Regions from separate parts of the Homo sapiens genome. Here region 2 is linked to region 1. Evidence: read pairs that join two places in POLR2A ChIA-PET (ENCODE). Cell type or tissue: GM12878. All regions are shown on one strand. Each heading gives the region's core, and the rest is flanking DNA. Links, peaks and the distances in the headings are about the cores only.

The links. Peaks named below come from ENCODE experiments on the same cell type or tissue, not always from the same donor. Only the 100,000 strongest peaks of a DNase experiment are listed, where the experiment ranks them.
Region 2: POLR2A ChIA-PET joins it to region 1 with 9 read pairs; 1 of 35 experiments calls an interaction of 5 or more read pairs at or near these places.

The regions. Positions count from the first base shown.
Region 1 is chr12:12,422,365-12,438,647 of GRCh38, reverse strand. BORCS5 (BLOC-1 related complex subunit 5) reads right to left here. Exons shown (of 4, transcript NM_058169.6): 3 at 2,863-3,020. Among named protein-coding and RNA genes, the nearest start is that of BORCS5, 73 kb to the right of the region's middle. RefSeq lists a silencer at 5,939-6,233. In GM12878, for the core only: no CTCF peak of the experiment used is centred there; a DNase peak (open chromatin) is centred at 7,442; H3K27ac peaks cover 447 bases.
Region 2 is chr12:13,590,112-13,595,111 of GRCh38, reverse strand. All of the region lies in intron 10 of GRIN2B (glutamate ionotropic receptor NMDA type subunit 2B), which reads left to right. All of the region lies in intron 1 of LOC105369668 (a long non-coding RNA gene), which reads right to left. Among named protein-coding and RNA genes, the nearest start is that of LINC01559, 220 kb to the right of the region's middle. In GM12878, for the core only: no CTCF peak of the experiment used is centred there; DNase peaks (open chromatin) are centred at 2,371 and 2,861.

The sequences.
Region 1 (16,283 bases), core at 5,441-10,440:
TCTTCTTCAGTATATGTGTAAAATTTCCCATCATATATATTGGAGGAAAAAACTTCCGAGTAATTTTAACATGTAACCAGGGCTGACAAACACTGCTCTGAAGTCTTGAAAATGTGCTATAATGAGAAGCTCTGTCTGGTACTTCCAGCTACAAAACACTTTCCCCAGCTCTCTGATATAGAGCTAGTCAGTTAATCTCTCCGTACCACACTTTACTAAACTGCAAAACAACAGATATGGATTAGAGGTTTTTGTTGTTGTTTTTCGTTTTTTTTTTTTTTTTTTTTGAGATGAAATCTGGCTCTGTCGCCCTGGTTGGAGTGCAGTGACATGATCTGGGCTCACTGTAACCTCCACCTCCCAGGTTCAAGCGATTCTTGTGCCTCAGCCTCCCGAGGAGCTGGGACTACAGGCATGCACCATCACACCTGGCTAATTTTTGTATTTTTAGTAGAGATGGAGTTTCACCATGTTGGCCAGGCTGGTCTTGAACTTAAAGGACTTTTTAAAAAGAATAAGCATCAAAAAGCCAATTTATTATAATTCTAAGATCTCCTCTCTGAGAGTTAATGTCATAGTTAATTAACTTCTAGCACAACTGTAAAAAATGGTAGAGTCTGGCTAGGGGCAGTGGCTCACACCTGTAATCCCAGTGCTTTGGGAGGCAGAGGCGGGAGGATCGCTTGAGCTGAGGAGTTTGAAAACATCCTAGGCAACATAGCCAGGCGTGATGGCATACACCTGTAGTCCTAAGCTACTCAGGAAGCTGAGGTTGGAGAATCGCTTCTGCCCAGCAGTTAGAGGTTGCAACGAGCTATGAATGTTATCACTAAACTCCAGCCTCGGTGACAGCATAAGACTCTGTTTCTAAAAAAATTAAAAAGGTAAAGTCTTATGTCTACAATAGCATTTCCCAAAGAATGTTCTAAAATCACTACTTTATGGGACATTAATAAATGTTACCTAAGATAAGTGTTCTGAGGTCAACTAAGTTTCAAAAGTCTGGCTTTCTTTATTGTGAGACTCCTAAGAACTTTAAGTGAGATAATACGCTTTGTGACTTTCCAAGGGGTGGTGAGGGAATATGCAAATCGTTTGACCTCTTTATATGGGACTAGTTTTGTAGAACTTATTTTAGAAATAGTGCTTAAGACCACTGGTTCCCAAATCCTGGGTAATAGAGGGTGGCATTGTATCATTTGGTAAACTTATGTATTAGTCTGTTCTCACATTGCTAATAAAGACATATCCAAGACTGGGTAATTTATAAAGGAAAGAGGTTTAGTTGACTCACAGTTCCACATGGCTGGGGAGGCATCACAATCACAGCTAAAAGTGAATGAGGAGCAAAGTCACATCTTACATGGCGGCAGGCAAGAGAGCTTGTGTAGGGGAACTCCCCTTTACAAAACTATCAGGTCTCATGAGACTTATTCACTATCATGCGAACAGCATGGGAAAGACCTGCCCCCATGACTCAATTACCTCCCACTGGGTCCCTCCCATGACATGTGGGAATTATGGAAGCTACAATTCAAGAGGAGATTTGGGTAGGGACACAGCCAAACCATAACATCTTATTAAAATAATGATTCACAGACCACACCTAGACTTACTGGGAGGAGGGGAGAACTCAGTATTAAAACAAACAAAAAACTCACATGATGCCAATGAATAGTCATGTTTGGAAAGTAAAGCTTGGTAGACCATAATATAGTAAAATAAGTTTATAATATTTGCAAAGCCACATCAATGAAAAGCAATATCAAAGGTCATGTTTAATAGTTTTCCAAATAATAGTATTTAACCCATGAGAGAAGAGTATATGCATGCAACATTTTATGAAAGCTAAGCACTAAAATGTTGGAGGTGTTGGCAAATTTAAATCTGTCAATATAACTAATGACTGCTTTGTAATCTCAAGGATACACTACCTCCATTGCTAAATACAAATTGTTAATCTGCAGTGATTCTTGCTCCATCACTTGTTTCTCCATGTCCATCTTCTCTCACCAGAGTTAAAGGGCCACTTTGTTAAACAAATCTGGGAGTGCCATTCACAGAAGTGGTTTCTCCAGTAAACAGCTCCTAACATTTCCTTGATATTACAGTACATCAAGGTATCAGGAATATAAAGTTTTTCTTGACTGGAAACTTTGGAAAATGTACTTACTTATTCCTTTATGCCCCTAGAACTGTGCTGTGCAGCAGCTGGTCAATGATACATTTAAGTGCTTAAAGGAAGTACCTATTTACTGAGATTGATAATTACACAACATTTGCATCATGTGCTTCAGTTTACTAAGTACTTTCACATGAATTACATTGCTTCTTTCCTTTAAAAACTTTGCGGGTTAAATAGGCGTAATTGTTTCCATAAAACCATTAAGAATCACTGGAGCTTTTCGTATCAAAGCTCCTGCTTTGAAAGAAATTTTAATCTACTGGGAAACAAAATATAAATTATACACAGGAAACAATTAAAGTCAATTCAAAGACAGAATGGTGGCTAGAGCAAATTAGTATGGCAGGACTTTACATGCACTAATAATAGCTAACACTTACTAAGCAATCTGTCACTCAACCCTTGGGGTAAGTTACTACTATTAGCCCCATTTTTCACATGAGGAAACTGAGACAGAGAAGTTAAGCAACTTGGCCAAGCAAATCAGTGGTGATCAGAATTCAAACTCTAAATTAGCCCAGCTCTGTGGACCACTTTTTTCATCATCACATTTTACTGCTGGGAAAAAGCAATCTCCTCAAAGCAATAGTGACAAATGTCAAGTCTTAAGATGGCATCCAGAGTTGCAGAGAATCACAACAACCAGTCAGCAATGTTATTTTCCCGCAGCACATTACCTCTTTGATTCGTTTAACCAAAGCATTCTGGTCAAAAGCAACGGCCTCTGCACACTGATGCAGGTGATCTTGATATCGGAGGCAGAGCTGCAACACCTGCTGAGAGTCCAGTTTCTCCAATTTGGCATTTGTTGGGGAAGTCTGGCCACTCAATAGCCCTTCAAAGGAGAAAAAAATGAAATGAAATTAAAATTACTGCTAATAAACTTGTGAATAAAGTAGTTTAACAAGTTCACTGAAGACAGGGTAAGACTTCAATTTAATCTTGCATCTTTTGTTATATGTTAATGACAATCGTTGCAATTATTATTTATGGGGCATCTGTTATGTGCCAAGCACTTTTGCTAAGTGCTTCTTGTGCACGATTTTTCGTATTCACAGCTGCCCTGGAAAGTGAGGTATTATTAGCTCCATTTACACAGGAGGAAGCCAAGACACAGAGAAGTTAAGTAACTTTCCAAACGTCACATAGCTAGTAAGTGGTTTCTCCAAGAACAGAGCTCCTGACCTTATCACATCACTTCAAGGTACTAGGAATATAAATCCCTTATTAATTGAAAATGTGGGAATATAATTTTTAAAAATAATTAAAATGGTTGTCTGAAAAACTGAGAAAAAGAAATCAAATGTATACAGAAACTGCTAGGAGATGCTAAAATGGAGACATTTAACAAGTAAACAGACTGTCAGCTAACAGGCCAGAAACTCATTCTTTACATTTTCTTTCAACACCAGCTTAGCCAGGTAACCATTAATCTCCCCTGTATTTGCATAGGGGATTATATTTTTATAGGTATGTAGCAGGGCAATTAATAGCATTTGCAGGAGAAGAAATCAATTGAAGAGGCCAAATGATGCCCACATTCACAAAGCAAAGCCCAGTCTAGAAATTAAGCCTATTGCTTTCTGCCAAATCAACAGTTCTCAATTATCAGAACCTCTACACTCTCAAAAATTACCAAGGACCCCAAAGAGCTTTTATGTGAGTTTTATCTTTTGATATTCACCTATAAAAATTAAAACTGAGAACATTCTTAAATATTAAATCATTTAAATATAATGATAACCCCTTTATACATTAACAAAAATAACATTTTAAGGAAAATATTCTTCCAAACCAAAAAAGTGAAATGATGCCACTGGTTTATTTTTATTAATGTCTTTTTAATGTCTGCCTTAATAGAAAACAGCTGGAATATCATAGCTGCTTCTGCATTTAATCTGTTGCTATTTCACATCATTTAGCCTCTGGAAAACTCCACTGGACACTTCTGTAAGAGAATGAGCATGTTTTGCAAATAATGTCTAAGTATTATTACAAACATAGTTTTGACCTCAGAGATTCCCTAGCAGGGTCTTGGGGATCCCAGTGATCGCCCTACCACATGCCAGACCATTCTGTCTCACAGCAGAGCCAATGCTACAGCACAAGGAACACAGAATACATATGACAGTAGGTCACGTGCAGGGCACAGCAAAGCTTTTTTTTTTTTTTTTTTTTTTTGAGACAGAGTCTTGCTCTGTTGCCCATCTGGAGTGCAGTGGCGTGATCTTAGCTCACTGCAACCTCGACCTCCTGGACCCAAGCAATCTTCCTACCTCAGCCTCCAGAGTAGCTGAGGCCACAGGCACTTGTTACCACAGCCAGCTAGTTTTTGTATTTTTAGTAGAGACAGGGTTTTGCTGCCCAGGTTGGTCTCGAACTTCTGGGCTCAAGCGATCCTCCCGCCTCAGTGTAAGCCACCTCACCTGGCCAAAGCTCATCTTGGGAACCCTTCCTCACCGACCCCAACCACCAATGTCCACCCCTCACTGTCCCCAACCACCAACATCCACACCACACTGTTCTGATATATTAGAGCTGAAGCCAGTATTCTCTCCCTCCAGACAGGCTGTATGAAGGGCTACCCAGCTAGGTTGTCCCAGAGAATCCTGGGAAATGCTGGTCGATGCTCTCAGATCTTCTGAGACAGAGCAGCATACAGGGCTGGAACCCGAGGCACTGCTAGGCTCCTCCACATTCCACTGCTCAGCTGCTGCACTACAAGTCCTAACACAGGAGAGCACCAGTTACTTGACCTGAACCTGCTTCCAGGCAGTATGTTTTGGTGAATCCAGTATTAGCAGAAATTGGGAATTTTTTAATTGAAATTTTTATTGAGATCCTATGTATAGGATCCCGTGTCCCCTTTACCCAATTTCCCTCAATGGAAACATCTTGTAAAACTATGGTACAATATCACAACCAGGATATTGACATAGATATAATCTGACCTTATTCAGATCCTACCCATCCCTCCCTTTTTTGGTTTAGAGATGGTATCTCCCTCTGTTGCTGAGGCTGGCCTCAAACTCCTAAGCTCAAGAGATCCTCCCACCTTGGCTTCCCAAGTAGCTGGGACTACAGGAGTATGCCGCTGCACCCGGGCAGATTTCCTTTTTTTTTTTTTTTTTTTTTTTTTTGAGACACAGTCTCGCTCTGTCTTCCAGGCTGGAGCACAGTGGAATGATCTCCTCAGCTCACTGAAACCTTGTTCAAGCAATTGAACAAGGCCCCTGAGTAGCTGGGATTACAGGCATGTGCCACCATTCCTGCCTAATTTTTGCATTTTTTAGTAGAGACAGGGTTTCACCATGTTGGCCAGGCTGATCTCAAACTCTTGACCTAAGGTGATCCAGCTGCCTCAGCCTTCCAAAGTGCTGGGATTACAGGCATGAGCCACTGTGCCCAGCCCAGATTTCCTCATTTTATTTGCACTGATTTGTGTCTGTATTTAGTTTTTTTTCCTATACACAAGTTCATGTATTCATCACCATGGTCAGATGCTGAAAAGTTCCATCACCACAAAGAGTTCTTGTGCTGCTTTTGTAACTATACCTACCCCACTCTTTCTCTCATCCCCCTTTCCATCTTTAAAACACTGGCAACCATTAATCCATTCAACATTTCTAAAATTTTGTCCTTTCAAAAGTGTTATATAAATGAAATAATACATGATGTAAGCTTTTAGGATTGAATCTTTTTAGTTGCCCAACATAAAACTTTAGAGATGTGTCTATGTTGTTGATATATCAATGGTTAATTCTTTTTTTATTTCTGAGTAGTATTCCATGGTATATATGTATCAGAGTTTGTTAAACCATTCACCCATTGGAGGACATTTGGACTGTTTCCAGTTTGGGGCTATTACAAACAAGTCTGCTGTGAGCAGTCATGTACAGGTTTTTGTGTAAACATAAGTTTTCATTTCTCTGGGATAAATGCCCAAGAATGCAATTGCTGGGTCATATGGTAATTGCATGTTTAGTTTTATAAGAAACTGTCAGTTTCCCAGAGTGCCTGTACCAAGAAAATGGGAATGCTACAGACCACTAAAATCTCCTAACAAAACTATCAAGGGCTACCCTATCACTGACAAGAAATACATTTCCAGGAACGCAAACTTGGGAGAAGATACCAAAAGCATTTTGCTGTCAATCCGAAATTGAAAGAGGAAAAGAGGAAGGAGGCACCATGGAAAAAGGAATGAACGATTTTGTGCCATTAACAGTGGACCAGGATAATGCAAAAGCCATAAAGGAAACACTGATAAATTCAACAATACAAAAACCAAGACTCCTCATGACAACAAACACAAGTTAAAATTTAAAATACAAAAAGAATACCCAAAATCTGAGGAAAATAAAAAACCTGCAGAGACCCCAGGAAGCCTTTTTCCTCCTATTGTGATAACTCATATCACATAGGGTAAACTTCCTAATATATAAAGAGTGCCTAGAAATTGCAAATAAGGCTGGGCACAGTGGCTCATGCCTATAATTCCAGCACTTTGGGAGGCTGAGGCGGGCAGATCACCTGAGGTCAGGAGTTCAAGACCAGCCTGGCTAACACGGTGAAACCCCATCTCTACTAAAAATACAAAAAGTAGGTGGGTGTGGTGGCATGCACCTGTAGTCCCAGCTACTTGAGAGGCTGAGGCAGAAGAATCTCTCGAACCCGGGAGGCAAAGGCTGAAGTGAGCCAAGATCCAACTCCATCTCTAAAAAAACAAGAAAAGAAATTGGCAAATTAAAAACTAGCAAAAGGGCCAGGCGCAGTGGCTCACGCCTGTAATCCCAGCACTTTGGGAAGCCGAGGCGGGCAGATCACGAGGTCAAGAGATCAAGACCATCCTGGCCAACATGGTGAAACCCCGTCTCTACTAAAAATACAAAAATTAGTTGGGCATGGTGGCAGGCACCTGTATTCCCAGCTACTCAGGAGGCTGAGGCAGGAGAATCGCTTGAACCCGGAGGCGGAGCTTGCAGTGAGCCGCGATCATGCCACCACACTCCAGCCTGCCGACAGAGCAAGACTCCGTCTCAAAAAAAAAAAAAAAAAAGAATTAGCAAAAGAAAGATGAACAAAAGTTATGAAAAGATATTTCACAGAAAAGGAAATACCAATACCTCAACTATAAGAAAAGATGCACAACCTCACTTATAATAAGAAAAACAAATTGAAACTTTACCACAAGCCCATTTTTCACCTGTCAAATTGGTAAAAACGAAAAGCATGAAAAATACTTTGTAGGTGGAGCTGTGAGGAAAGAGGTTTTGCTGCTTAGTGTGTAAGTTGTTAACACCCTATGGAGGAGGGCAATTTGGCATGGATAACAAAATTACAAATGCATAGCCTCTGATGCAACAGCTTCACCACTAGGAATTTACACACACAGTAGCACACAAGCTAAATGATGTATATACAAGAGTATTCATTGCAGCAGTGACTGTAACAGCAAAGGTCAGCAAACACCACAATGTCCCTGAATAGAGGGCCTGTTAATTAAATCAGGGTATATCTATAAATAGTATTACATGAACAAAGAAAAGAATGAGGGCGCTCTCTATGTACTTACATGGAAAAAAACCTCCATAAGATAAAATTTTTAAAAGGTATATAGATGCATAGAGTGTGCTATCATTGCATAAAAATGGGGGTTGGGGTGCAAGTAAACAAGAGTATATGTTCAGATTTACTTATATTTACATAAATAAACTCTGAAATGATATATAAGAATTAGATGGAGGCAAGGGGTAAAGAGGGGGAATTTCATAGTATACTTTTAACAGAACTTTTTTTAACCAAATGAATGCATTTCCCCCTTAAATATTTTTTAAATAAATAAACTCATTTTAACAAAAAGCTGAGGTTTTTCCTCATCTATGAGTAAGAACTTCAGGGCAGTTCTCCCTTCTTCACCCATCCCAAGTGCCCCCTACTCCATAAGTAAAAACCTCATCTTTAATTCTCACCAAAGTTCATATGGCCGAACACATCTTAAAACATTTTATCGGCCAGGCACAGTGGCTCACGCCTGTAATCCCAGCACTTTGGGAGGCCAAGGCAGGCGAATCACGAGGTCAGGAGATCGAGACCACCCTGGCTAACATGGTGAAACCCCGTCTCTACTAAAAATATAAAAAAATTAGCCAGGCGTGGTGGCAGGCGCCTGTAGTCCCAGCTACTCGGGAGGCTGAGGCAGGAGAATGGCGTGAACCCAGGAGGCAGAGCTTGCAGTGAGCCGAGATCTTGCCACTGCACTCCAGCCTGGGTGACAGAGCAAGACTCTGTCTCAAAAAAAAAAAAAAAAATTTTCTCTAAGGTGATTAAAGTGGTATAACAAATGGTGAGCTGGTTGAAGACAGGGACCACGTTTTGCTTATCTTTTTATCTCATGTCTAGTAGAGCACCTAGTACATAAAAGGTTCTTGATTAGGGTACGAGTATGCAGTTCTATTGCTGGAATTCCAAGGAAAGCATAAGTCTAGGAAGATATTAGGAGGAAAAAGGCTTCCCAGGATCTCTGTAGGCTGCATATATGCCTAAGAGCGAGTCCTTGTCTCAGTCTGAATCTGCTCTTCTAAGGTGCATGAGGAAGCTCTCCGGTGCTTCAGAAGACTATTGGGAGCCTGAATCGCAGAATGAAGTGGAGGAAGGCTACAGGGCCAGCCCAAGCTGCCAGGTGGCTGAAGCAGAGGGCCCAGAACCCAACCTTAGCTCACAAAACAAAACTCTCACTTCTACCTCTTGAGAAAAAGGTGGAGGGTGAGGGAAACGAGGGAAGTAGGAGGGGGATTTTGAGAAGGTTGCCAGGTCTAATAGGCACACTAGGATGTTCAAATTAAGTTGCCTAGCCAACTTCAAAATCAAAGGAATTACACTTTAAGTCATTCTTATAAATCACAATTGCAGCCTCCCTCTAACCATCTAAAAACAAAACCCAGGTGCATGACTCTATCCTCAGAATGTGCTTCCTTGACTCATAGGAATCTCCATAAACCCACCGCAAATCCTGCCCCGGGTCATAGCAGGAGCAAGACAGGACAGAGAAAATAAGAAGATGGGCCACATTTTCCATTCCTGAAGCAACAAAGTTGTGGCAACCCAGGCAAATTCTAGAGGCATTGAACACAATGTTTTCCCATCACCCTCTTGTGCCAGGAAACCATCTCCCTCTCGTATTGATAGCTACGCCTCTCCTGGATCTTCTGAAAAGAGGGAGAAGGACAGAAAGCTGGGCAAATTTAGAGACGGTAAATTTTGTCATTTTTAGGAGACCACAAACTTCCAGTCCTCTGAAGTGTTTCATTCTGAATGAGCATTAAGATTTTTTAAATTTTTGGAATGCTTTCAATGAGTTGTGCACTTGCCTGTTTGCTCAGTCCCCACCATCTCCCTCCTGTCCAATGCCCGGCAGCTCCACTCACCCACATTACCTGCCTGGCCTCTGCGGGCTTCTGGATTTATACTCCTATTTTAATTATTTCCTACCAACTCCAATACCATTAATAGAGAATGAACCTTGAAATTATTTTTTGTATAGTTTTATAAATGTTTTTTACACTTAGGATTTTTCTGCTTTACCCTTTATTATGAAAATTTTTAAATGTAGAAAAGTAGGGGAAAAATGTATACCCAAATACCCACCACCTAGATTCAACAACTAATATTTTGTCATATCTACTTCATCTCACTATATAATTTTTTTTCTTTTGCTGAGCCGTTAAAAACACCATAACATCATGACACTTCACTCCTAATACTCCATAAAGAAGAACGTTGATCCACATACTTATGGTTAGTTTTCCATGTTAAAGAGAAGAAGTTTCTAAATTACATGTTCCTTACAGTTAAGCAACAGGGCCATTGCCTTCAGTTTTCTACTTCTTCTTTAGTTTAATACGGGGATGCACCCAAAGATGTTTACTGAGTTAAAAACCTGATCTAACAGATTCCATATATTAAGGGTTAGGTTTGCAAATGGTAAATACTGGAGATATTTCCTAAGACCCTGTTTAAACCACTTTGCTTATACAAAAATGAGGAGTAGGCTCCAGGGAGTGAGTGAAGACCAAGACTGAATATTCCAGAGATCCAGCAAACTACCATCTGTACCTACCTCTTTGTGTAAAATGTTGAGTGGAAAAATCATCAGGGTTAGAAGTGTGGGAAATATTCTGCAGAGTGATCTTTTTCATTCTGAGATGTCAGGTGGGGGGAAACCCACAGTTTCTCTATAGCACAGTGCAGAGCCATATGGCTATTAGCTTAGCCTATTACCAAACCGAATTCCTTAACTCTGAGAGGCTTAGATACTTCTAGGACTAGAAATCAGTATTACAAATATTGGGACACATAACGAGCTCCATTTACTGCTACAGAATCCAGGAAGTAGAAATTAAATATAACTTTGACAAAAGTTACTGTGAAGGTATAATTAAACAACAGATTCTGAAAAAAGAAAATTCCCCCGTATGGACTGAATGTTTGTGTTTCCCCAAATTTCCTATGTTGAAATCCTAATCCCCAGTGTAATGGTATTAGGAGGTGGGGACCTTAGTGGGTGAGTAGATCATGAGTATAGAGGCTTCATGAATGGGACTAGTGTCACTAGAAGAAGAGATGTGAGAGCCTCCCCTCACTCTTTCTGTTCCCAGCCATGTGAGGCCACAGCAAGAAGATAGCCATCTGCAAACCAGGGAGCAGGTCCTCGGCAGAGGCAAATCTGCCGGCACCTTGACCTTGGATTTCCCAGCCACCAGAACTATCAGAGATAAATGCTTGCTGTTTAAGCCACCCGGTTTATGGTATTCTGTTATAGGAGCCCAAATTGACTATGATACCCCCAAAAACAATAAGAAATTTTCGAGTCTATTGGTCATAGTATATTTCAAAGATAAAAGCACTTAAGCTATATGTATCCTTTACTTAAACTCTAGTTCTCAAAGGCACTCCCTTCTCTTCTTAAAGAAAGGGAAAGTCTGGCCGGGCGCGGTGGCTCACGCCTGTAATCCCAGCACTTTGGGAGGCCGAGGCGGGCCCATCACAAGGTCAGGATATCGAGACCATCCTGGCTAACACGGTGAAACCCCATCTCTAGTAAAAATACAAAAAATTAGCTGGGCGTGGTGGCGGGTGCCTGTAGTCCCAGCTACTTGGGAGGCTGAGGCAGAAGAAAGGCGTGAACCTGGAAGGTGGAGCTTGCAGTGAGCCGAGATTGTGCCACCAAACTCCAGCCTGGACGAGAGTGCGAGACTCCCACCTCAAAAAAAAAAAAAAAAAAAAAAAAAGAAAAGAAAGAGAAAGTCTAAAACCATCTTCCCAACTTGGAGAGAATTTTGTGATGTGCGTTAGTGATTGATTCCTTCGGGATACTTAGAAAAAGTGTGCTTTCTAAGGCTGATTCCTTCAGAACATTTATCCCCACCCTGTGACCTCAGAGGAGTGCTAACCTCGAGGGGGCAACGGCAGTCATCATTGCTCTGGTTAAACCATGTGGCAGAAGAAACTGCAAGTGCAGAACAAGCCCCATGTAAGATGCCACCCACCACAATGTTTGGTGAGGATACAAACATTTCTCCCAGGACCTCCGAAACCCACCAGAGGGCAAGACAGAGGAACTTTTTAATGGAGGCAGCATGGAAAAAGCTGAATTCAGCTCCCTTATTTATTAGCTGTGTGAATCTGGACAATTTATCTTACATCTTTGAGCCTCAATTTTCTCATATGTAAAAGCAAGATAATAATCATGTCCCTTCTAGGGTTTGCCTAGCACACAATAGGATTTTGATAAAACTCTGTTCCCTTTATTCTTGCATTTCTTAAGTCTCAGAGAAGTAAAGGGTTCAAGGGAATTTGTGGTAAGCAATGAAAAGCACTTCATCCTTCTGTGTTAGGCACCCATTTGGCCATGGCCAGTGGCCCTAATTTATGGTACCAAAGAAACAAGAACAGAGGATGTCACACCCAAAAGTAGACACAGTATTTCCAAAGGTCATCAGTATCCACAAACGACACACCTCAGTGTCTTCGAGGAATCCTGTTCACTGCTATAAAATTAGCATTTCACAATCTCTACCTTTTCCTCTTGAATAATTAAGTAAAATGGAATAGGCTGTAGTTACCAACTACTTGGTATGCAGAGGTGAGAGGACTGCTTAAGCCTAGAAGTTCAAAGCCAGCCTCGGCAATATAGCACGATTCTCTGTCTCCTATTAAGTAAATGTTCAACTGCTCATCTGCCCTAAACAATTTCCAGGTTCGCAGGCTTGCTCTCTGTTTGAACTTACCAGACTAGGGAAGGGAGACCACATGGTATAATGAAAAAGTTTGGAGTCAGGTAGACCCGGAATTGGAATCCAAGGATTGCCATTTAAAACCTGTGTGATGTTGAGGGAGTCTAAATTTAACTTCCCTTAATTCAAATCCTTCATCTGTAAGTGTGACATATTAAAGGAGTATTATGGGAACTATATAAAGTTATGCCTACCACAGCACCTAGCAAAGAGGAGGCACACAATTCGTGTTAATTTCCTCACTGTCTCAAAGTCCCCAGTCACCAACTGTAGTAGTCAATTAAGCAGGCTTTCAAAAGCTGGCTGTATGACTGGCCTATCCTACCACTATAAGTGTTTACCAGGCACACACTACTATGTACTAGCACTGTAGGAAATAGCAAAGAAATGATCTCATTCCTCAAGCAGATTACCAGAAGAAGCAGGAGTTATTTATAAGGAAGGCAAATATGAAAAGGAGCTAAATTTAAAAAGATAAAACAACAAACCACACAATTGGGCAAAGGATTTAAATAGGCATTTCTCCAAAGGAGATATACAAACAGCCAATAAGCATATGAAGGATGCTCGACATCACTAATCATGAGGGAAATACAAAACACAATGAGATACCACTTAATCATTAGGATGGCTATTATCCAAACAATGGAAAATAACAAGTGTTGGCAAGGATGTTCTCCATATCCTTGGAACCCTTGTGCATTGCTGGTGACAATGTAAAATGGTGCACCTGCTGGGGAAAACAGTATGGGGGTTCCTAAAAAAAGTAACTAAAAAGGGAATTTGGGGAAGACTGTGGTAGGAAGCACCAGGAATTTATCTTCCCAACTAAATAATTGCACTGGTGCACTCTGTCTGATGTAACTATTTTGTAGCTCTAGAGTCTATTGAAGGCTTGCAACATCCAGAGGAAGGCCTGGATGATGAATTATAATTACTTTCAGTCTATTTCAGCTGTCATCATAATAGCACCAGCCATCTCAAAGCTCCCATCCCCACTGCAGGCAGCTACGCACTTATTCCTGGAGTGGCTTGCACACAGTTTGTGGGAGACAGCAGGGGAGAAAAGGACCCTGTCCTCTAAATATGAATCTATGCTCTGATCAATGTTGGCTGCTTCTGATCACAAAGGTGCAGACAGAGACACAGACGGTAATCACTGTTGTTGCACCTCCACCACACTGCTGCAAGGTCTTCCCACTCACGCTGAAGTGACTTTCAGAGGATTAAAGGGGGCAGCATTTTTTTCACCCTCCTTCACTTTTTTCTTTTTCCCTCTCTGGGACCCGGACATTAAAGACCAGGATATTCAAAAGCAACCACATATATAGGGGAAATTAGAAAGTTGCTATGCATGCCCAGGGAAGAGCACAGGCTCAGAAAAGATCTGAGGAGACCTAACATGTATACCTCTGGCTGATTCTTGGCACAGACACATCCTGTAACAATCAAAATACCAAAAATAAACCCAAAAAACAGTAAACCCAGAGAAGGGGGAGAATCTGTTTCCACAGTTACCATATTACTGGATTTAAATGTCCAATTTTCAAAAAAAAAAAAATCACCAGTCATACAAAGAAACAGAAAAGTATGGCTCATTCAAAGGAAAAATATAAACCAACAGATACTGTCCCTGAAAAAAGACAATGGCAAATCCACTAGACAAAGACTTTAAAACAACTGTCTTAAAGATGCTCAAAGAGCTAAAGGAGACATGGAGAAAGCCAAGAAAACAATGTATAAACAAATGGAAAATATCAATAAAGAGACAGAAAACCTAAAAAGAAATGAAAAATAAGTTCTGGAACTGAAATAACTGATACGAAAAATTCAATGCAGGGATTCAAAGGCAGATTTGAGCAGGCAGAAGAAAGAATGAGTGAATAATGAGTACAATGAATACTATCTAGTCTGAGGAACAGAAAGAAAAAAGATTAAGGAAAAGTGAACTGATCTAAGGGATTGATGAGACACCATCAAGTGGATAACCGTATGCATTGTGGGAGTCCCAAAAGGAAAACAGAAAGAGAAAGGGAGAGAAAACATCTGAAGAAACAATGGCCAAAAACATCCCAAATTTGATGAAAGAGATGAATACAAACATCCAAGAAGCTCAACAAACTCAAAACAGGATTCAGAGACCCACACCAGGACACATTATAATCAACCTTTAGAAAGGGCCAGGCACACTGGCTCACGCCTGTAATCCCAGCACTTTGGGAGGCCAAGGTGGGCAGATCACTTGAGGTCAGGAGTTTGACACCAGCCTGGGCAACATGGCAAAACCCCATCTCTACAAAAAAATATAAAAATTAGCCAGGCGTGGTGGCAGATGCCTGTAGTCCCAGCTACTTGGGAGGCTAAGGCAGGAGGATCATCTGAGCCTGGGATGCAGAGGTTGCAGTGAGCTGAGATTGCACTACTGCACTCTAGCCTGGGTGACAGACTGAGACTCTGTCTCAAAAAACAAACAAAAAGACAACGAGAAATTTGAAAGCAGCAAAAGAAAAACACCTTATCACATAAAAGGGAACCTTAATAAGATTATCAACAGATTTCTCATCAGAAACCTAGGGGGCCATAAGGTGGTAAACTGCTAAAAGAAAAAAAAACAAAAAACAAAAAACCTGTCAACCAAGAATTTTATATCCAGTAAAACTATCCTTCAAAAATGAGGGAGAAATTAAGCGTATCAGTCAGGAAAAAAAAAAAAAAAAAAAAAAAAAAAAGCTGAGGGAGTTTCTTAATACTAGACCTGCCCTGCAAGAAATGCTAAAGGGGGTCCTGCAGGTTGAAATGAAAGCACACTAGAGAGTTGAGTGAAGAAATAAAGATCTCAGTAAAGGTAAATATATGGCAAATTATAAAAGCCCATGTACTGTTCATGCCTGTAATCCCAGCACTTTGGGATGCCAAGGAGGGTGGATCACGAGGTCAGGAGATTGAGACCATCCTGGCTAACACGGTGGGACCCCGTCTCTACTAAAAATACAAAAAAATTAGCCAGGCGTGGTGGCGGGCGCCTTTAGTCCCAGCTACTTGGGAGGCTGAGGCAGGAGAATGGCGTGAAGCCGGGAGGCGGAGCTTGCAGTGAGTCGAGATCACGCCACTGCACTCCAGCCTAGGTGACAGAGTGAGACTCCATCTCAAAAAATAAAAAAATAAATAAAAAATAAAAAAAAAAAAGCCCATGTATTTACAGGGGTTTTTGTAACCATGGTTCGTAACTCTTTTGTAACCATGGTTTGTAGCTCCACTTTTGGCTTTCTGCGTTAAGAGACTGATACATTAAAAAAAATTAGTCTAAAAGCTAATGTTATTGTAACTTTAGTTTATAACTCCATATTTTGTTTTTTTACATAATTTGAGAGATTACTGCATTAAAAAAGTATTAGTTTATATTTTGGACACACCCTGTATAAAGATATTATCTTGTGACATTAACAACTGAAAGGGATGGAAACTAAGCTGGAAAGGAGCAGAGTTTTTCTATGTTATGAAAGTTAAGCTGTCACTGCTCTGCCTCTGGAGGTCATTCCTTATTCTTTTACTTTTTTTTTTTCTTTTGAGATGAAGACTCACTCTGTTACCCAGGCTGGAGTGCAGTGCCACGATCTCGGCTCACTGCAACCTCTGCCTCCTGGGTTCAAACGATTCTTCCAAGTAGCTGAGACTACAGGCATGTGCCACCACGCCTGGCTAATTTTTGAATTTTTAGTAGAGATGGGGTTTCACCATGTTGGTCAGGCTGGTCTTGAACGCCTGACCTCAGGTGATCTGCCTGCCTGGGCCTTCCAAAGTGC
Region 2 (5,000 bases), core at 1-5,000, 1.2 Mb before region 1:
CTTCACCCTGTTACCTTGCCCCAACATTTCAGAATCTCCTCTTGGAATTTCAATCTCACCTCTCAAACCCAGGTAATCAAAAAGGGGCTTTTAACACAATTATGTAATTGTCATGCTGGGACTCTGTGTGAGCCAGACAGTTTATGCAGTAGTAAGGGGCATTTCCGCTAGGCAGCTGTGGTAGCATTGCCTTGGAATGGGGCAAAAAGGAATTTGGTATTGGGAAGCACAGCAGTTCTCCAGCTCCTTTTGAAGAAAGTCTTTATAATGCAACTTCAACTCTCAGTTGGAAATGCCCTGAAATCACACGTTATCCAATACACCCATGCTCCAAGATGAGTTTCCCCAGGTTACAGATGGCCTAGACAAGCAGCCACTCCACTTCTGCCCTTCCACTTGGCACTACTGGCACCTCCATGTGAGCGGCTTTTTTTTTTTTTAATACTTTAAGTTCTAGGGTACATGTGCAGAATGTGCGGGTTTGTTACATAGATATACACATGCCATGGTGGTTTGCTGCACCCATCAACCTGTCATCTACATTAGGTATTTCTCCTAATGCTATCCTTCCCCTAGCCCCCCACCCCCTTACAGGCCCCAGTGTGTGATGTTCCCCTCCCTGTGTCCGTGTGTTCTCATTGCTCAACTCCCACTTATGAATGAGAACATGTGATATTTGGTTTTCTGTGCTTGTGTTAGTTTGCTGCGAATGATGGTTTCCAGCTTCTTCCATGTCCCTGCAAAGGACATGAACTGATCCTTTTTTATGGCTGCATAGTATTCCATGGTATATATGTGCCACATGTTCTTAATCCAGTCTATCATTGATGGGCATTTGGGTCAGTTCCAAGTCTTTGCTATTGTGAACAGTGCCACAATAAACATAGGTGTGCATGTGTCTTTATAGTAGAAAGATTTATAATCCTTTGGGTATATACCCAGTAATGGGATTGCTGGGTCAAATGGTATTTCTAGTTCTAGATCCTTGAGGAATTGCCACACTGTCTTCCACAGTGGTTGAACTAATTTACACTCCCACCAACAGTGTAAAAGCCTTCCTATTTCTCCACATCCTCTCCAGCATCTGTTGTTTCCTGACTTTTTAATAATCACCATTCTAACTGGCATGAGATGGTATCTCATTGTGGTTTTGATTTGCATTTCTCTAATGACCAGTGATGATGAGCTTTTTTTCATAAGTTTGTTGGCTGCATAAATGTCTTCTTTTAATAAGTGTCTGTTCATATCCTTCACCCACTTTTTGATGGTGTTGTTTGTTTTCTTGTAAATTTAAGTGCTTTGTAGATTCTGGATATTAGGCCTTTGTCAGATGGACAGATTGCCAAAATTTTCCCCATTCTGTAGGTTGCCAGTTCACTCTGATGATAGTTTATTTTGCTGTGCAGAAGCTCTTTAGTTTAATCAGATCCCATTTGTCAATTTTGGCTTTTGGTGTTTTAGTCATGAAGTCTTTGCCCATGCCTATGTTCTGAGTGGTATTGCCTAGGTTTTCTTCTAGGGTTTTTATGGTTTTTGGTCTTACATTTAAGTCATTAAGCCATCTTGAGTTAATTTTTATATAAGGTGTAAGGAAGGGATCCAGTTTCAGCTTTCTGCATATGGCTAGCCACTTTTCCCAACACCATTTATTAAATAGGGAATCCTTTCCCCATTGCTTGATTTTTGTCAGGTTTGTCAAATATCAGATGGTTGTAGATGTGTGGTGTTATTTCTGAGGCCTCTGTTCTGTTCCATTGGTCTATATATCTGTTTTGGTACCAGTACCATGCTGTTTTTGTTACTGTAGGCTTGTAGTATAGTTTGAAGTCAGGTAGCATGATGCCTCCAGCTTTGTTCTTTTTGCTTAGGATTGTTTTGGCTATGTGGGCTCTTTTGGTTCCACATGAAATTTAAAGTAGTTTTTTCCAATTCTGTGAAGAAAGTCAATGGTAGCTTGATCGGGATAGCACTGAATGTATAAATTACTTTGGACAGAATGGCCGTTCTGATGATATTGATTCTTCCTATCCACATTATCCTTACAGCATCTGAAAAATTAGTGGTTCAGTAAAGAAGGAGGAATGACTTAAAATAGTTCCCAAGGCAATCTGTAAACTGGGCCTTCATGACCCATGTAAAGTGGCCTTCATGACCACTACATTTTTTTAGCATGCTTTTATGTATTTAAACTTCCAGTTTAACCCTTTATATAAACAACAAAAACAATTTTGGGGAAGTTGAATGCTTGTTTAATCACACATCAGTAAGACATTGTTTTCAAATTATCTTCCTTTTAACACCTAGATGTCATCACTTAGACCGAAAGAACAGGGCTTTTGATTTTGTGGATGTGAAAATAGGGGGTGTCAGGCTTGGATGCCCCAAAAGGAGGTTAGGAAAGCACCAGAGCTCAGCAAGTGGAGTACAGGTATAGATAAATGAAGTATGGGGGCCAGCTCTGAACCCAAGCAAATGCAATTCATTTTCCTTTCCTCCAATACTTCATTACCCATTTCTGGCCTTTGTCACCCCCATGTCATGGGTGCAACTGGCTAGGGCTACATCACAGGTGGTAAAAGAATTTACCAAGACAGTTGTGGGTAAAGAAAGGCAGATTTATTAGAGAAACTAAGAAAGGTGCATTGCAAGAGTGCAACAGGCAGTACAGCAGAGAGAAGCCTGTCTGCCAAGATGCAGGGGATGGAGGGGAGTTTTATAGGGTCATGCTGGAAAGGCTACTGCAGATAGGTTCATGCTGCTGGGGCTGTTTGGAAGGAGGTATTTGGGAACAGGATGTTTGTGGTTAGCCATTTCTTACAACAATAGCTTGTTAGCCACTTCTTAGAACAATGGCTCTCTTCTACCCTCATTCCTGTTCCTGCCAGCGAGGGCCTCTTTCTTGTTTCTATCAACTTATCAAGACTCCACACCCCAGACACCCACCCCTGTCCTCCTACAATGGCCCAAACACACCCGTCACCCTCCACTAGAATCATTGAGCAAGTGCTCATTTCCTTCACTGAATCATAAGCTCCTTGAGGCAAGAGACATGCTTTCAATAATTATGTCTTTCCAGCTCCTGAGACAGTACCTGGTACATTGTAGAAGTTTATTAAATGAGTAAATGTTCCAAGAACATAAGCTAATAATATTAACACAAAAGTTCTGCTCTCTTTTGGATTAAATTGGCTTTAATGAGCCAACCACTTATAGTATTGTTTCTTGGGGGCAGCATATTTCTGTTTGTGAGCAGCTGATTTATAAATGAACTATTGAGGACAATGTGTTCATAGGTTGGAGTCTGCCTATTGAAAATTGCAGTCCAAAGCCAAAAATATATTAACCTTTGTATTATGTGTTCTTTTGCAATATTAGCAACCATGGCCCTCATTCATGGTAATCACATGAAACCACATCAATAGTTACAGTCTCAGAGAGCATACCTGTCATTAGTGACTGCTGGGTGGCATTCTCCAGGCTAGATGCTTTACATTCTTTGACTCATTTGCCATCTCCCACTTTTAGGTAGATGCTACCTCTACTGTGCAGTAGAGAAAACTAAGACAAGAAGCTATGTGATCTGGCTAGGTTCCTAAACCCTTCTCATGCCTCAGTTTCCTAATGTGTAGAATGGGGATTAAAATGTTACCTACTTTATAGCTGCTGTGCTGATGAAAGAGTTACTCTTTGTAAAGCTTAGAAGAGTGCCTCAAGCATGCTAAATCCTCAATAAATATTAGTGGTCACGTCCTACATCCACCCAGGGTTCGCTCCTAAACCCAGCTCACAAAGCCCACGCTGTTTCTAGCAGATGATTAACATGTGCCCTGAAAGCCACAAACTGCTACAAATACACCCAAGAGCCCACCACTCAGCCCTCCTTCCACCCTGCTTGCCCCAGGCACTCACTTGTTTCAGTGAGATTTTGAGGTGGGAGTAGGAGGGCTGGTGGAGGGAAGGTCAAACGTCAGGGCTAAAAAAGATGTGGAAGGGGCAGCAGGCGAGTTGCAGTGCTTAGACCCCTTGAAACTAGCTCTGGCTCCGAGGATGCCTGGATGAAGAGCATCTTCATGGCCCTCTCAGACAAGAGGTGCCTAGTACCTCTTTGCAGCCAACCTTGTGGGTCTTTTGAAAGCATGCTCCCAGCATCCTCCTAGGCACATAGTAAGGGCTCAGTGAGCATTTCTGAATCTGTGTCTTTTGCCCATCTCTGTGGTAGAAAACAATGACTTCAAGAGTGAGCTTCAACTATGATTCCACCTGACTACTGGGCTCTACCCCAAGGAAATGGTTTCTCACAGGAGTGGGCAAATTATAAAACTGGTCTTTCCCCAGCAATTCCATTGCCGGGTATATGCCCAAAGGATTATAAATCATTCTACTATAAAGACACATGCACACATATGTTTATTGCAGCACTATTTACAATAGCAAAGACTTGGAACCAACCTAAATGCCCATCAATGATAGACTGGATAAAGAAAATGTGGCACTTACACACCATGGAATACTATGCAGCCATAAAAAAAATGAGTTCATGTCCTTTGCAGGGACATGGATAAAGCTGGAAGCCATCATTCTCAACAAACTAGTGAGAAACTAACACAGGAACAGAAAACCAAACACCACGTGTTCTCATTCATAAGTAGGAATTAAGCAATGAGAACACATGGACACAGGGAGGGGAACATCACACACCAGCACCTGTCGGGAGTGGGGGGCTAGGGGAGGGAGAGCATTAGGAAAAATACCTAATGCATGCGGGGCTTAAAACCTAGATGGGGAATTGATAGGTGGAGCAAACCACCGTGGTACGTGTATACCTATGTAACAAACCTGCACGTTCTACACATGTATCCCAGAACTTAAAATAAAATAAATAAATAAAAATTTAAAAACTAGGTCTTTCTTAAGGCCTTCCCTGCTTGCATGGCATATATTGCCAAAGAATTTTCTGTTCCTTCAGACACTCAGAAAAAGTAAACCTAATTTATTCTACT